Regions from separate parts of the Mus musculus genome. Here region 1 is linked to region 2. A link is a loop called in an ENCODE intact Hi-C map of the cell type or tissue named here. Cell type or tissue: gastrocnemius. All regions are shown on one strand. Links, peaks and the distances in the headings refer to the core of each region. The heading gives the core; the rest is flanking DNA. Region 1 has its middle 33 kb from the start of Oxgr1. Region 2 overlaps Mbnl2 (muscleblind like splicing factor 2).

Evidence for each region. A loop is a pair of places that touch in the nucleus more often than their neighbours do. Peaks named below come from ENCODE experiments on the same cell type or tissue, not always from the same donor. Only the 100,000 strongest peaks of a DNase experiment are listed, where the experiment ranks them.
Region 1: it touches region 2 in a loop (3-fold over the local background); 21 of 42 quality-filtered maps call a loop at or near these places.

What each region holds. Positions count from the first base shown.
Region 1 is chr14:120,071,514-120,080,226 of GRCm38, forward strand. It overlaps the pseudogene Gm20167. Among named protein-coding and RNA genes, the nearest start is that of Oxgr1, 33 kb to the left of the region's middle. In gastrocnemius, for the core only: a CTCF peak has its summit at 4,872 (motif pointing right); no DNase peak of the experiment used is centred there.
Region 2 is chr14:120,391,720-120,400,432 of GRCm38, forward strand. It overlaps Mbnl2 (muscleblind like splicing factor 2), which reads left to right. Exons shown (of 8, transcript NM_207515.2): 6 at 4,732-4,885. Among named protein-coding and RNA genes, the nearest start is that of Gm26679, 7.2 kb to the left of the region's middle. In gastrocnemius, for the core only: no CTCF peak of the experiment used is centred there; DNase peaks (open chromatin) are centred at 3,964 and 6,758; H3K27ac peaks cover 2,691 bases.

The DNA of each region.
Region 1 (8,713 bases), core at 354-8,353, 320 kb before region 2:
CACATGGTGGCTTGCAACCATCCCTAATGAGATCTGACTCCCTCTTCTGGTGTGTCTGAAGACAGCTACAGTGTACTTACATATAATAAATAAATAAATCTTTAAAAAAAAAAAAGAAATTCTCTAATCATAGTTTTTCTAGGTCCCTGACCATCCAACCAATCCATTGGCTATAGTCCATGGATCAGTGAACAGTCACACATCTGGCCATTTCCCCTTCCAAACAAAATGTATGACCAAATGTATGTATTTGCCCCAGTGTGAAGATTTCTCTTCCGCAGTGTCTTTCAGGTTGTATCCCCAAAAATGGTTCTAATGCTTCAACTGTCCATTTCTGGGTGGTGCCTGCATAGTGTGCAGAACCATCAGTAAACCAGTCCTTAATTCTCCTCTTCCACAGTCAACCGATCATACAGCATAGCCCATGGGACTATAGGTGAATACTTGGTAGCAGAAGGGGTGGCCAGGAGTAGAAACCATAGGCATTTGAACAACTTCATGTAACTTGCTTATGCCTTCAGGACCTGCTCTGGTCCAATCATGAACATACTACTTCCATTTGGTAACAGATTGCTGCTATGCATGGCCTATTTATGGCATGATAGGTCAGATAATACTCAGCTCATGATGTGCTATCTTCAGAATCCAAATTGAGCCACTAAATACTATACTTCTTCCTTAGTGTTGGGAAGGACCAGGTACGATAACTTATTCTTCACCTTAGAAAAGATAGCCTTGCCTGCTCGACACCACTGCACGCCTATGAATTTCACTGAGACAGAGGACCCTTGAATTTTAATTGGGTTTATTTCCCATCCTCTAAAACACATTTATGTTACCAACAAATTCAGAGCAGTTGCTACCTCCTGCCTACTTGGTCCAGTTGGCATAATGTCGTCAATATAGTGCACCAATGTGATATTTTGTGGAAGAGAAAGATGAACAAAGTCCTCTCTAAGTTATGACAGAGCGGGAGAGTTAATATATTCTGAGTTAAAGTGTAAATATATCCTGCTGGCCTTGCCAACTGAAAGCAAATTGCTTCTGATAGTCCTTATGGACAGATACCAAGTATTGATTTACTATCAATAGTTGCATACCATACACAAGGAGCTATGTTAGTCTTCTGAATTAAGGACACCGGATCTGGTATAACTGTAATTGGAGTCACTACTTGATTAAGTATTTGATAGTTAACCTTCATTCTCCACAATATATCTATCTTCTGCCTGATCCAAATAGGAGCATTAAAGGGAGATGTATACCCTTGGATTAGGGGAATAACCACAGGATGCATTCAAGGACAAACTAGTCCTATTCGAGTCAGACTTCAACCAAAACTCTATTAGTCAACTGACTCCCACAGGTCCTACCTTGAACTGGGGGTGGGGATGGGGCACAACATTTCTTAGAGTCTCCCAGAATCAGTGTCAATTCAAAAAATGTCTGAAAGTTATCATTGCTCTGATGAAACACCAGGACCAAAACAACTTGGAGAGGAAAGGGTTTCAGGTTTTGGTTTGTTTGTTTGTTTGTTTGTTTGTTTTAGATTTTACTTCCATATCATTGTTCATCATCAAAGAAAATCATGACAGGACCTCAAGAAGGGCAGGAACCTGGAGGCAGGGCTAATGAAAAAGCCTGCTGATGATGTAGTGGCGCTGACTGGCTTGCCTTCCATGGCTTGCTTGGGATGCTTTCTTATAAAACCCAGGACTACCAGTCTGAGGGTAGCATCTCAGTTAGGGTTTCTATTGCTTAGAGGAAACATCTGACCAAAAACAAGTTGGGGAGGAAAGAGTATATTTGGCTTACACTTCCACATCATTGTCCATCATCAAAGGAAGTCAGGACAGGAACTCACACAGGGCAGGAAGCTTGGAGCTGATGCAGAGCCATGGAGGAGAGCTGCTAACTGGCTTGCTCCCCATGGCTTGCTCAGGTGGGCTTTCTTATAGATCCAAGGACCACCAGCCCAGGAATGGTGTGAGACCTTAATGGCCTAGAGTTATAGAGAAAGTATGGAGGGAGTTTCAACCCTTGCCTTGATACCTCAAACATGATGATGGCAGGAATTGGCTACCTCCCCACTCCCAACCTGGCACAGTAAAGCCAGTTCCCTCATCAACACTATCAAGAATTTATTACCCTGACAGCTATCAGGTCCTTGTTTGACAGCTTCACTCCTTGTTTAACCTTATAAGGTTTTCTGCCCTGGACCCTACAGTCCCTGACTATGTAGTTGAAGCTTTTTTCAACACCTCTGCCCTGGTCAATGGTATAAGACCACACAAACCTTGCCCTAGAGACCCTGACCACCTCTCCAGGGCCATAAATACCTCTCCTGCTCCAACAAATAGAACCATTTCTCCGAAGCTGTTCCCAGGTCTGTTCATTGCTGGGGCATTGCACTTACATCACCCAGCTAAGCTCCCTCCCTCCAGTCCAGCTTGGTATGCAATGGCCCTCGCTATCCTGAGGCAGAATCAGACACAGGGCAGCAGAGTGGGCACCCACAATGGTCTGGGCTCTCCCCCATCAATCACTAACTAAGAAAATCCCCTACAGTCTTGATTATGGAGAAATTTTCTCAATTGAGGTTCCCTCCTCTCAGATGATTATAACTTGCGTCCAGTTGACATAAAACTAACCAACACATTCCTCACCAAAGAAGCATTTTTTGCAGCAGCAGCAGACAGAAATTATTGCATATACCCACAATTGGTCAAAATGCAGAGATTAGTTAGCCATGAGTGATATCTGCAATTAATACATCTGTGACATAATCCTTAAACTTAAAACTTAAGACACCAGGAACAATGTAACAAAGGAGGGCAGAAAGATTTTCAGAGCCAGAGGAATGAGAAACATCTGTTTCATGATAATGTCTGAAGTAGGGGGAGGGTGGGAGGGAAGGAGGGAGAAGGAGGAGTGAGAGGGAAAGGAGTGGGTAGGGAGGAAAAGGGTAGGACTGGGTGTAGCAGAGAGAAGGAAGAGGAGGGAAGTATGATCAAGGCACATTGAATAAAATTATTAAAGATTCAATTAAAAGTTATTTTAAAAAATATATTATGGGCTGGGAAAAAAACTCAGTGAGTCATCACTGTGTAAGCATAAGGACCGGACTTCCAATCCCAGGCCCCATGTAAATGCTAGGCAGCTAGCAAGCTACATGTGATCTCAACACTAGGGAGGCACAGACAGGAGATCCTTAGAGCAAGCTGGATAGCCAAGCTAGCAGAGTAGGCAAGCTCTGCTTCAAGTAGGAAACCCTGATTGAATATATATGGGAGAGTCAGATCAAGAGAGACACCAGAAGTCAACCTCTGGCTTCCATAAACACATGCAGAGACATTCATACATGCAACCAGCACACATACCCACAAGCTTGCTAAAGTGCATGCTTTAAAGTGATGATTCAAAAGGAAGTGCTTGCCCATCCTCAGGAATCATGAATGACGCCCCACCCCCACCCCAGCATCTCTGACACCTAAGAGAAACGGCACATTGCATGTTATTTAATTTGTGATGGTTTGTATATGCCCGGCCCAAGGATTGGCAATATTAGGAGGTGTGGCCCTGATGGAGGAAATGTGTCACTGTAGACATGGGCTTTAAGACCCTCATCCTAGCTGCCTGGAAGCCAGTATTCTGCTAGCAGCCTTCAGATGAAGATGTAGAACTCTCAGATCCTCCTGCACCATGCCTGCCTGGATGCTGCCATGTTCCAGCCTTGATGATGATGGACTGAACCTCTGAACCTGTAAGCCAGCCCAATTACATGCTGTCCTTGTAAGAGTTGCCACTTGAGCTGTCTCTGCTATCATTCTGGAACTTGTGAGAGATAACTATAGCACTCACTGTTCCCTGTACAAGCCATTGGTAAGTGCTTGTAGGGCTGTGGTTTTTAAATCTTAGTCTTATCCATGGCTTTCCAAAGAGAAATCTCACAGAAATCAGAGCATCGTTAGCCTTTGAGAAAGTGGAGGTTATGGAAGCTCTGAAACTCAAGTAGTCGTTTTTCTTTTGTATTATAGAAGGGGTGAGGAAAAACCTTGGATGGTAGTTTGAAAGTGAATGTCCCACATAGACTTATGCATCTAAACACTTGGCTCCCAGTTGGTTGTGCAGTTTGGGGAGATTATGAAACTTTTCAGACCTGGAGTCTCTCTAGAGCACTTATCAATCTGAGAATAGGCTTTCAGTGTTTATAGTAGTGCTTCTCAGCCTTCAATACAGTTCCTTGTGATGTGGTCACACACACACACACACACACACACACACACACCCCATTATTTTTATTGTTACTTCATAACTATAATTTTGCTACTGTTATGAATCATAATGCAAATATTTTTGGAGATAGAGGATTTCCAAGAGGGTCGGGACCCACAGGTTGAGAACCATTGGTTCATAGCTTCTATTTCTTGTTTCCTCTTTCTGCATCTGGCACAAGGTGACGAGGTGATTTCCCAGCATCCTCCTCCAGCTGACGTCACTTGTGAACCGATCAGGGTCACCACTTATCGTGGACATCTAGCCCTTGGGAACCAAATCCAAAATAAACTCTTGTTTAAGTTGTTGAAGTTGCCTTTTGTCATGATGTGTTGTAACTAAGTGACTGTACAACTAAGAAAGGTATAGACGAGATGTTTTTTAAGGTACACTTGGAATTTCATTTTTCAGATCAAATTAGGCAAAGACACAAATCTTATCCCACTGAAAATTGGAAAAGCTACCGAAATGAAAACATCAGTAGTTATTGAAACCATTTGTGCGTGTATTCACATGTATGTGCACATGTGTCCAGGTGTGTGATGCATGTGTAAAATGTGACTGTAGATCCTCATGCTAAATTTTATAGATTGTGGCCACAAGGTGGTGATACAACACAATCTTTACCTTTTCTCCAGCTGATAAAACTAAAAGTAAGAGAATCAGGCTGTAAATCAAGCAGTTCTCTGTGCATTCCTTAAAGGCTGGCCTTTAGTTGTCTTTCTTCTTGGAATGCAATGATAATTGTGACCCCAATGTGTAGTAGAAAAAAATATGCTTATCAGGAAAATCATATATTTTATGAAAATTTTGGTCTTTTAAAAATAATTTATACATCATTGCAATGCAACTTTGCTTCCCAGTTCTAGAGCCCTGGTATCTTCATGTTCTGGGGCCCCTGCCATACAGGGGCCTGGTCCCTTCCTGGTCATTCTCATGGTACCAAACTGAGCCTTTGTATCAGGTGGTCCCTCCGTCTTCCTCTGTTATTTCTCTTTTTTATTTATTTATTTATTTATTTATTTACAGTTCTCATCTTTGATGTTTGTGTTTAATTTAAGAATTTTGTGTAATATTTAAGAAGTATTTCATAATAGAATAGTTGTTTTCTTACCACAATGACCTCCCATAGTGGGGGTTTCTAGAACAGATTGACATCTGTCATAACCTGTTAGAATGTTAATACGTATGTGCTGTGTCTGTGAAGTATCTATATTCAGACAAAACTGCAGCTACATAGCTTCTTGGTCTTTGTAATATGCCTGAAGTCAATGTGTTAAACACAGACGCGATTCTTATTTAGAGTTCCATCAACGGTTCTGACTTTAAACTATCTGAAAGCAACCAAGGGGGGAAAAAAAAAACTAACTCAGCCACGTTAAAACAAACAAGCTAACACCGTCACAACGTGAAGAATCAACTGGCACTGGCCTGCTTCCCTATAGCGGAAGCCAGAAAATAATAAAATCTGTCCTTCCATAGGGAGTGAACTCTAGCCTTGAATTCCATGCTGTGGCTACCTGAAAAAAAACAAAGGAAGAAGAAAAGAGAACAGGATTCATCAGAAAAAAAAATCGCTTCTTCACCAGAGCAGGGGAAATAGAAAACTACACGGGTTCCCCCACACCCCTCTCCCTCTACAGCGTCCTCCCCTGTCCCTGGAAGGGAAAAAAGGATGCCTCAACTCTTCTCCTTTCCTCCAACTGATTCGGCCTCTTGCCATGTCTTCTCACAAGACTTTCAGAATCAAGCGATTCCTGGCCAAGAAACAAAAGCAAAATCGTCCTATTCTTCGGTAGATCCGGATGAACACTGGTAACAAAATCAGGTACAACTCTAAAAGAAGACACTGGAGGAGAACGAAGCTGGGTCCGTAAGGATTCACACAGCGGCAAGACTGAATTATACTGAATTGTGGTCATCGATCAGTTCTACCAGATATATTTCAACATTTTTAACCTGTAGACTAGCTTATGTCTTAAATTAGGTGTTTGTCCAGTAATAAAATATAGAACCTTTAAAAAAGAAAAAGAGAGAGACGGGGAGGGAGAGGGAGGGAGGAAGAAAGACTCAAAAAGAGTAGCCATTCTCATGGACTCATGGAGGGTTTAAAGGAAGGGCAGGAGAGGAGACACACAACCAACTCAGCAAACAAAAGTAAAAATAAGGCATTTAAAAAAAATTACCCAGAAAGACATGTGGACAAAGAACTGCAGAAAGTGCGGGTGGTTCAGCTGTGATAATGTAGAGCATCGCAGAAGGAGCGGTGCCACCTGACTCAAAGAGAAACAGGGAACAGTATTGGAGCGTTCGCTGAGAGGTGGTAGAAAACTACGTTTGAAGATTTCATAGTAAGAACCTATAGTTTTCTGAACTTTTTTTTAATTAAAAAAGAAAAATGAAGTTGTTATCCTAAAACATGAGACAAACTCCTAAAATGAGTCAAGAGATTATAATATGGCTCAGAATGAAAATGGGAAGTCGCATGCAATATGACTTGTCCTTGTAAATCTCGTCAAAGACGTGAGTCCAAAAGGTATGAACCTGTTAGATGTGGATACAGCTCAAGCCAGGACACACCCACTTCTCCCTGAGTGACGGTGATCATCAGAGATCATTCAGTTGCAATAACAGACTCCTCCAAGCAGATGTGCCGGCTACTGAGACTCTTTCCATAGCCTGATTTCTGTTTGTTTTCAGTTTTTCCAGAGAATATTTCTCATCAGTGTGAAGCAGGCCTGCTAGCTCCTGCCATAAAAGCTTTCAACTATTAGAATGGCTTCGGCCAGAGAACTGTGAGCATCCGTAAGAAGAATTTACTGGAAAAAAAAATCTAAACTTAGCAGTCTGTGTAGAAATGTCTTGCTCTATAACCACTGTAAAATCGTGTGCAGTTTCTCAGTAAAAGAAAAAAAAATACACTTCGTGACATCTTCTACTTCTATTATTTAATAATTTGATAGAAATAACTCTATAAATCATATGAGTCCTCTCGCTAAGTGCCACTTTCTCTGGGAAGGTTCTTAAAAATTAATATCATTATAATATAGTAGTCATTTGTATTTTTAAGAATTTAATATTGAAATTGTGACTATGATAAATACAGTGCTCATATATTTAAATAAAGTATACTTCGCAAGAAGGATTGAAGCCATGTGTGTTGAATATATTCATGAATAAGCCAAATAATTCTAAAATTGGTGACTTTCAATTTTAATGAGGTGGAAGAGGCCCTGATAAACCTAGCATGCCCACGTTATTATATCAGCAGAATTATTGTTGCAGACAAGGTCTACTCAGAGTTGATCTATGGGCAATTCCTCCTTCTCTTCCTCGATTTTTGAATTCTTCCTTCCCCCACCTTTATGTCCATGTAAGATCGAATGTTAACTTTGTCGAGACAGTATGTTCAATAACGGGCTCGTGAAAAGAACAGCCACATTGATTATCTCCGTTAATTACTGCTGTGCTTGGGATGTTGAATTTATCCCGAGAGGTTTGCATGTTAAAAGATTTGGTCCCCAGAGTTATACTAATGGAGGCGGAACCATTACAAAGAGGGGCCAATAGGGTTGTACTAATGGGAGGCGGAACCATTACAAAGAGGGGCCAATGGGGGCTGTACTAATGGGAGGCGGAACCATCACAAAGAAGGAGCAATAGGAAAAGCCTTAGGGCATCAGCAATGTATGCCTCTGAAGACTGTAAGGGACTGTGAGATCTTGAGGACTCGGCCTATTCCTCTGTCTTTTTAAAGATGTAACTGTTTCGTAACTACACAATTTTCCACAGGTGTCCTGCCATCTGCTACCTGTACCCAGAGGTGGGATTTCCAACATTGGACTTTGAACCAACCAAACAGTGAACAAAAAAAAAAAAATCATTTTTTTTCTTTACAATTTATGTGCCTTGAGTAGTAACAACACGGCGACTAGCACAATGAACTTACTGAATAGGTTGGTAATCCTAGCTATATCTCTATTGAAAAAAAAAATACTTGTTCAAGGGTCTGAAGAAGTGGCTAAGCAGTTAAATGCACTTACTGCTCTTGCAGAGGACCTGGGTTCAGTTCCCTGCACCCACGTTGTTGTTCAGAGCAATGTGTAAGCCCAGTTCCAGGGGATCTGACTCCTTATCTCCATGAGCACTAGGCAGGCACGGGGTGCACAGCCAGACATACAGGTAAAACGCATACACATAAAAATAATTATAAGTGAGACCTTCATAATTTCTCATGGGTTATTCTGTCTGGTAAGTGTTCTCCCTCCCTTGTCTACCTCGTATATCACCTTCTTTTCAAAGCGGCTTTGCATCAACTCTTCTGCATCAGGTGGCCTCCCTTGCTACTCTGCCATTGCCAGATCTAGCAACCCAACATCCCCAGACTTGGTCAGATGCTTCAGCTAACCAGCAAGGACTTCTGCTGGGTTGTTTTCAG
Region 2 (8,713 bases), core at 223-8,222:
AGGGGCAGTGTGCAAATCTGTGTCAGTGGTAGGCGACTCAGGGTGGTGGAGATAGGAGCAGAAGTGTCCATTTACCTAAAGCCCCACAGTGTGAAGGCACAGCTGAGCTCTGCCAGGGGCCCTCCTCCACGGTCTCACGTAAGCTCATCAGAATGCAGGAAGATTACTGCAGTAGATGCTGCGAGAGTCAGTTACCATAGTTTCTTGGATTGTTACACTGTGCCCAAATTTGGAGTGCTGAGCAGTCGCAGGATTTCGAAGCATCTTTGGAGGCGACCGAAAGCAATGTAGTTTCAGAACAATGCCAGCGCCTCTGTGACAGTGATGGGAAGATTACCGAATCTGTCATATCTTTCCAGTTAATGTGAGGGGCTCCTTTGAAACCAGCCTTGGTATAGTTTGATGAACCTTACAGGCAAGATTACCCAGAACAGTGCAGAAAGTCTATTATTCTATTTCCTTATTTAGAGGACAAATGGAGAGCTGGGTGCAGCTGAAAATGCTAACATTCCATTCCCCAGACTTCCTGAGCCGAAGACAGAGCGCTTCCATGGTGTAGGTTCTTATTATTGTCCAGGGATCTTCCCCCTGACTTTAAATAGTCAGGCATTACGAAGGAATTTAAAGCTCCGACTCTTGAAAAGAAGAGGCATTTATCTCCATTTGAGCCTTATTCTTTCATAATTCCTCTTAAAATATGAGCATCTCTCTCACGAGAATTTTCCAGACCTAAGAGTAAGCTTGTCGGAGGTGCCCTTTGCTAGTTTTAACACAAAGGGTATTTGATCTTCATGTGTAGTCTTTGTTCACATAAACCAAGATGGATGGCAATGGAAAGAACTGGTAACGGGACAAGCTGCCGTTCGCCAGATAAGTTTCAGTGGTTCTGGAAAACACTCACCGGAACTCCAAGCCCACGCTTCTGTCTGCCTCATTTTATGACCAGTGAGCCAGCACTTCTGATTGTTGCCCCTGGCTCTCCCCACCTCCTCGATCCCCACCTGTGATGCTGGCCTGGACAATTGTTCTCACCTTGACCTGTACTGTGATGGTGCCTCGACTCTGAAAAAGAAATCTCGGCCTCTCATAAAGTCTTATCACTGGTGTCTGTCCATTCAGACCTAGACCATAGAGGATCAGTAAGAGAGACAAGGCTAGCAAGAAAAAAGACCAAGTGTCTGGCGTGCAGTGGGGTTCTGGTTAAATTGCCCTTTCTTGCACTGGTGCCAAACAGGCTCCTAACACACCCGGGACTGCTCTATCCCTAAGGTGAGGTCTGAGCCTGAAGGTGAACAGACATTCTCACCTGGTTCTGTAGCTGTATGCCAGCAAGCCTGTGGTGACATGATTGTCCATGTGTGTGCTTTATGCACATTCTATAAAGCCTTAATATGTATGAAACCCTTCATATTTCAAAACCTCACATGCATCTTAGAAGAAAATTGCATCTAATAAAAGAAATATACTGTGCAGTGGAAAAGGGAGAAATGTCACTATTCTTACTTTACATCAGCTCCTAAGTTACTCTAAAGTGTAAAAGTCAGGTTTTAACAACCTAAAAGAAAAATAAACACAGACCATTAAACATCCAAAAGACTGCCATAAAAAGAAATATTAAACAGTACTTATTCTGCTTGGAAAACTCACTAAAGGATGCTCTGTTGCATCAAAGTTGTGTTCCTGTGTACCAGCCTTAATGGAAGTCAAAAAAAGACCTGTCCACTAGGAAATTTGTTTCCTAGACCCCAAAGGCTGGGAAAGTAGGAAACTGGAGACTGAAAGTTAAGGAGAGAATGATCTCGGCCTCTGCCAGCTGATGAGCATTCCCAGTGAGAGAGTAGCCATGGAGTCTTCAGTGAACTAAGATTAGAGAAGCTCAGAAACCAGAGCAAGCCTGGAAGGGCCCACGGGAGGGTGCGGTGAGCAGTCAGTTGCTGCCTGATGACCCGAGGTCAAGCCCCGGGATCCACATAGTGGGAGGATGACTGTCTCCCACAGGTCATTCTCTGGTGGCCCCACACGTGCCATCTTGCACATGTGTAGAGGTGTACACACACATCAGTCAATGAAATCAAGCCAACCCTGCGTTAGTTAACATTGTGAAACCGTACAGGAAGGAGAGATAACCAGAATTAAGTCGTGGAAGTTTATTGAATTTATATTTAATAATATCCAGGATATCGCACTGTGGTCCATGCTTGTAGTCCTGGCAATCTGGAGGGCTGACGCAGGAGAATTACTGTGAGTTCAAGGCCAATCTGGGCTAAAAAGTGAGGCTTTGTCTCAAAAACAAAAACAAAAAGAAATCTCTAAGAGTTTGGGCTGTTTTTATTTTTAATATTCCTTTTGTTTTTTTGTTTTTTTAATCAGTCCCCAGTATTCAGGGAACGTTATCCAAACTGCTTTCTAGAACATTCTCTTCCCTGTTGGGGATTCCCTGCCTACAGCTCTTTCCACCTTATTTCTAGACTCTTTCTCCAAGTTGCACAGCTCCTAAGCTGTCTTCTCTCACATTTGTTTTTGTTTTGTTTTGTTTTGTTTTGCTTTGTTTTGTTTTTTTATCCTGAGTCATGGAATGATGGGCAACTCTACCTTTGCCAAGGAAAACATCACTGATTGTTCCTGTCTTGAGGGTGAAGCTCCATCTCCCTTCCTTTCAAAGACCTCCGTTCTCCCACGACCTTCAGACTGAATTCTATTGGACAAACCTTGGGGATTTACCTATTGTTCTCATCATAAAGGGGGATGGCCATTGTTCCCATGCGCATTGAAGCTGCTTCCTGGACCTCCTTACTTTCACAGAATCCTATCCTAGAATTGTTTCACCTATGAACAACCAGAAAGAAGAGATTTTTTTTTTTCCATTGAGGTCTAAATCAATCCATAGCCAATACTCTTGGTTGTTTAAATGAAGCCATCTTCCCAGAAGTACTGGTGTAAGTTGAAGGCAGCGCTCTGCCTATCTGAAGGCAGTTCCCTGCTAGTTTAGCTGCTTGTTCTAGAGAAAGTCCCACTTGCCATCAACCGGTTAACCCCTGATCGTAGCTAAAAGTACCGATAGCATTACTAAAGAGAAATGCCTGTAATACCCAACGACGTGACATGCCTTTTGTAGAGGCTACTTTCTTAGTATATACTCTGGTAAGTTGTTTGAAATACATTATAATTTCAAATGTAGTAGAAACAGAACGGATGATAAGTTAGTATTTTGAAATGAAGCACAGTAAAAGTGAAACACTGGGGAAGTTCCTGTTTAAATTCAAATTGTCCAAGGTCTGGAATGTTCACCCACATGCTGAGACCCACCCTACACCCTAGCAGAATGAAGACAGGAACTGAGGCAATTTCCCATGTGATTCAGCCAAAAAATAACGACCCAAACCCAAACCGTTTTGAGTAAATAACCTTGTGTTTGAATATTTTTTGCCTGAATTTTTTTTTTGTCTCAGTTTGCCACTTCATTTTGTTAGGTTAATCTGAATCAAAACAGAGCTAAATGAAGATTTTTTTTTCAAATTGGAATGTACTTGATTTCTTCATTATTTTATATCAGAACTAACTTATCAGATGTTCTTCAGCCCTATGGTCCTTAAAAGTTTTGCATCTCCCCCACCCCCCCCCCACTCCCGAAGCAATATAAAAAAGTGCTTATGGTGTGTATGCAAGCTGCTGTTTTAATTAACTTTCCTGAATTTCAAACATCTATATTTTACTCTCTTATATGCTTTTAACTAAGGTATAGTAGATGCATTTTTTGCTTCGATACTAATTTAAGGTGTAATATTCATTTCTTTAGAGAACATTTTTGTTGTTGTGCATGCCTAGTGTTTTGTACGTTGTATATTGCATTCAGAATATTTTTTTCCTTCTCACCTATCCACAATGCAATGCCGTTCCCATGATGCACCTCTGCTTGCTGTTTACCTGTATGTTAATTCGCTTGAATCCCATTGGCCCACTGCCATCATGTGCTCGCTGCCTGTTATTAAAAGACTCAGTCGACTGCCAAAGCACTGAAGCGACCTCTCGAAGCAACTGTAGACCTGGTACTTTGACCTTTCACCTTTCGCTTTGCATGTAGCTTTTCAGAGAACCAGCCGAGATTTGTATGTAAAATACTGGTTGCAGCCAATCATTATTATTAATTTTAAAATGGAGGAATTCAATAAGGTGTTTAGTCATCTCATTTGCATATGTAATCTGGGAAATAAATATTGAATCTAACAAAATTTTAATACCTTTTCCAAAGAGTGAAGCAAATTTAAATTATGTGGCTCAGAAAAAATGCTCATTGTAATTCTTATTAACCTTTAAATTCAAGAAACTGCCATTCAGTTAAAGAATAGATATTAATAATAACGCAAATGCCAAATGCTCCTTTCTCCCCTTAGTGTAGTTTAACCTGTATTTATTAAAAAAAAAAAAAAAAAAGCTGAAGCCATTTTTTCCATTGTTGTTGCTTGGTAGTTTTTCTTTCCCTTAGTTGAGATGCTACTGTTTTTGGGTTACAGAATTCATGCTTCCGCTCTCAATAACAAATTCTCACTCATTCGACATTGCCGCTGTTTAAATTAAGGTGCATGGCAGAGGCATCTCTTTAGCTGTCATTTTTTTTTAAAGAAAGAAAAGAAAAGAAAAGAGAAAGAGAATGTTGCAGTTGATGATCTCTGTGGAGGTGGAATGCAAGCTTGCTTTAAGTTGGACACATCTTATCGAATTCTTCGCTTTCAGGCCTTCCCTCCGGGTGCTCTTCATCCCTTACCAAAGAGACAAGCACTTGAAAAAAGCAACGGGGCCAGCACGGTCTTCAACCCCAGCGTCTTGCACTACCAGCAGGCTCTGACCAGTGCGCAGCTGCAGCAGCACACGGCGTTCATCCCCACAGGTACGTGCTCTCCGTGTCTGTGTCCTGTGTCCTTCCAGTCACGTGCTTTCTTCTCATCTCTTTAAGCTGTTTGGTCAAGGCATCTAGTTTGCGTTTAGAAGGTGCGAATACAGCCTGGCCCACCACAGCCCTGGCTACCTAGACCTGTTGACCTTGCTTTGATAACTAAAGGTAGTTAGCATTCTAAAGTAAAGGGTTTGGTGGGATTTAGCTTGAGAGACAGGGAGCGGTTAAAGCTTTGGGTCTCTTCTATTTACGCAGGCCCCCAAAAATAGTTTATGCAAGCAAGATTTTTTTTATATGAGATAATTGAAATTTGTCCTTAACACTCAATGACCTAAAAATATAAATTCCAGTAAATACTAACCGTTTTTTCCCTGCTTCTGTTCAGAGCACTAAAAAGTCTAAGGCTACTCAAATGAAAGCAATCTTCTGCTCGTATTTTATATCCATTCTCTCTCTCTTCATCCTTCTCCACTCTCACCAAGTTCACAGCTATCTGGAGTGCTTGTCCTCCGTTCTAAGCCAATGAGTGATGAGAGGAGGGGCTACTGTCCCTTAGCCTACCAATCGCTGGAGACCGTCAGTTTACCACGTGGTCTCATGGGCAGAAGGGTCTTCATGAATTCCTCATCCAGTGGACTGTTTTACAAATGAGAAAACTGAGGCCCCCAGGATAATGAGAAGTGACTTTCCAAGGTGGCAGAGCTGACACAAACACCAGGTTCCAGTGCCCGGTTCCATTTACATAACATTACACCACCTCCACTGGCCCCAAAAGTCTACAGACTTTCCCCCAAACCAGATTAAAATGGGGTTTTGTTTTTGAAGTGGCATGAAAAATCCATTCAGGTAAAGAAAAACAATGTAACACCCATTCTAACTCGATTCCCCACCTCCCACCCCCCGCAATATTTTACCCAGTTCAGAGACTGCAGACACGGCCACATGCACACACACGCGCGCGCACGCACACACACACACACACACACACACACACACACACACACACTCACTCACTCGCACAGACATGGTCATCTTCACTTGACCAACTTTACCTTTTAGTCTCTGTTAGAAACAGGTGACTTTGAACCTTATTGGAAAGAACATCCACTGAGTTTTTCCAAGCCCATATTCCTTGTCCCATCACAACAAGGAGACACTATCATTAATCAATGTGATTAGATATGTTAATCTTAGAGTCCATACCTATGAGCATTAGGGTTGGAGTTTATTCTAGTAACAGCCTTTGTATAAAAACTATAAATGAATGGTAAACTATATGAATTAGTATTTTAAATGAATTAGTAACCAATAAATAATATATATATATATATTAATAGAAATGCACTGTCAGAAAGTTCATGAGTTCTCAATCTATATTAAAATACTTTCATATCTTACCCCACTGCAACCTTAATTAATGGCATTCCGTGCTGTCTTAGCTTAGCGTATTTATGATTGTAACACACCTGAAATAACATAATCACCAGAAGGTCAGCTCACCCTGAGGATCCTGTGTGGTTACTACAAGTGTCTCAGTGTAGACTTTGTGGCCATTATATACTTTAAGGGACAGAAAAAAGTGCTGAATGAGAAACTATGAAAGACAAGGTCTGTTTCTGAAGAGTGGGTAATACAGACGATACCGTCTCCTGGGAATTCCAGTGAGGCCCTTTACATCATGTGAATACCCCAATCCAGTATGGACTGGTTGACTAATTCATCAAAAGCGTCCCCACTCTAAGATTCTGTAGAGACGCCCTTAAGTGTTTGCAAAGCGAGGGTGAATAGCATAGCTTAAGCAATAGCTCAGTGCTGTGGATGGGTAATGGTAAACAGTCCCTGTTAGCTGGGCTGTGTCTGTCCGCCCTCTGGTGGATTCCCCTGGAACAGTTCAACTGTGTTGGCGACTTTCTGTAGCCTTTGGAAGCTTAAAGGTGGACTGTAGCCCGGTTAGTTCTGTGAATTACAAGTGCTTATAGCATATTTGCTATATGCTATAAAGATCACAGTGGATAACCATGTGAATTTTGTGTACTGGAGTGGTATTTGAACTTCCAACAAATTCACTACACTTCTCTGAAGTGATAGAAAATATTTTATTGAAATAATTTCAGCATAAGCTCTCACCCAATTACATTGACAGAAAAATCTCCATGATTGTGGTAGGCTTTCTTGTTTGTTTGCTTCAGGGAATCTTTCTTATAAACAATGTTTCCAACTTTATGTAAAAGGTGACAGCAATAGTAATTATTTACCCTGGTTGCTTTAAAACCTCTGCAGATCAGGTGATGACACTGTGTGGTGATTTTTAGCAGATGGTTAACCCACTATTTTCAATGAACATTTTTTTTAAATCTTTCTGTTACTGTTTTACATAAGCAGTTTTCATACATACAGATCAAAAGCATTTTTTGTGTGTGTCTTCTTGGACGGTTCCCTGCAGTGGAAGGCCATGCATAGCAAAACTTTTATATGTACTGAAATCCTCCCACTGACACAATATGAATTTGAATCTTAGGCAATCTGCCTCTAGGCTTTAAGATTTCAATGTAAGGCACAGGATATGGGATTATTCTCTACAACCATGGTGGGTGGAATTCTCCTCTCTTGCTTCTTTCTTTTTAAAAAAAACAAAAAAACAAAAAAAATTATAGAGGTTATTTTAACTAAGAAGTTTATACATTTCCCTTGCTATGATAGGAAGGTGGCAAAATCACCCATGGTCTCAGAAACAGCCGTGTGATAAATAGCTTTGGGCATCTCTGTGACAAGTTTATTCTGAATGACTCTTAAGTATTCTTGCACACACTGTCATTGTTCTTCAAGATGGCACAGTGCTGTCAGTGGCGAGAAGTTATTTGCATTTTGCAGATGGAAAAACTGAGGCTGTGTTTACACTACAAAACGGCATGCACACCACTAAGAATTACCCAACTAGTTCTGGCCCACAGAAGCTTGGGATGAAGTACTTGTGCAATGGAGGAAGGAAGCAAACGGCTGAGATGCTTACTTGTACAGAGCACCGGCATCCCGGTGAGACGTTGATCAGGTCAGAGAAAAGGCAGTGCAGAGTCCTTCCTTAAAATACTTCACTATGTTAGAAGTGCCTGTGGGAGGCTCTAGGCCAGACATTTCCGAGTAAAGAGAAACCATAAACGTTTCATAAAGTTTCTCACACACTTGTAAAAGGTCTGTTCACCCTCAGTGGAGACGTATGGACTCTATTTGGTGCACTGAGCATTCCTGAAGCATGTGCTATGGTCTGAGTTGCAGACATGCTATGAAAATATAAAGGGTCCCAGAGCTGGGTAAAAACCAGAGTCCACAGCATGAAGGATGAGCTGGGTGGAAGGGTGAGAGGCAAGGTGTTCATCTTCAGCAGATGCAGGCATGAACAATACAGAGCAGGGATATTTTCCAAAGCAGGAGAATTTGCTAACAACTTTAAAGGGGAGTAAGATTGCACCGTTAGGGGAAGAACATACTGGGCAGGTATGACAAGAGTAGGTTTGAAGAATAGAGCCCCAGTCCCTGTAGCAATAGTATACATTACTCGAAGGATCTGTGGGAAGACCAAAGGGTGCAGCTGGGTGAAAAGTGGAGAGGTGGCTTGGAAAGCAGAGCAGAACCAGGATCTGGCATGAAGAGAGCAATCCACCTGTCCTAAGCGCCATACGCCCCATGTTCAAATCACTCTTAGCCGGCACAGAGGGGCCCAGTGAAGTCACGTGGTCAAGCACTTCCCACATCCAAGACACAAGCCAGAGTGACACACTGCTCTCTGTGGCTGCAGGGACAGTTTCTGATGGTTGACACCCCTTG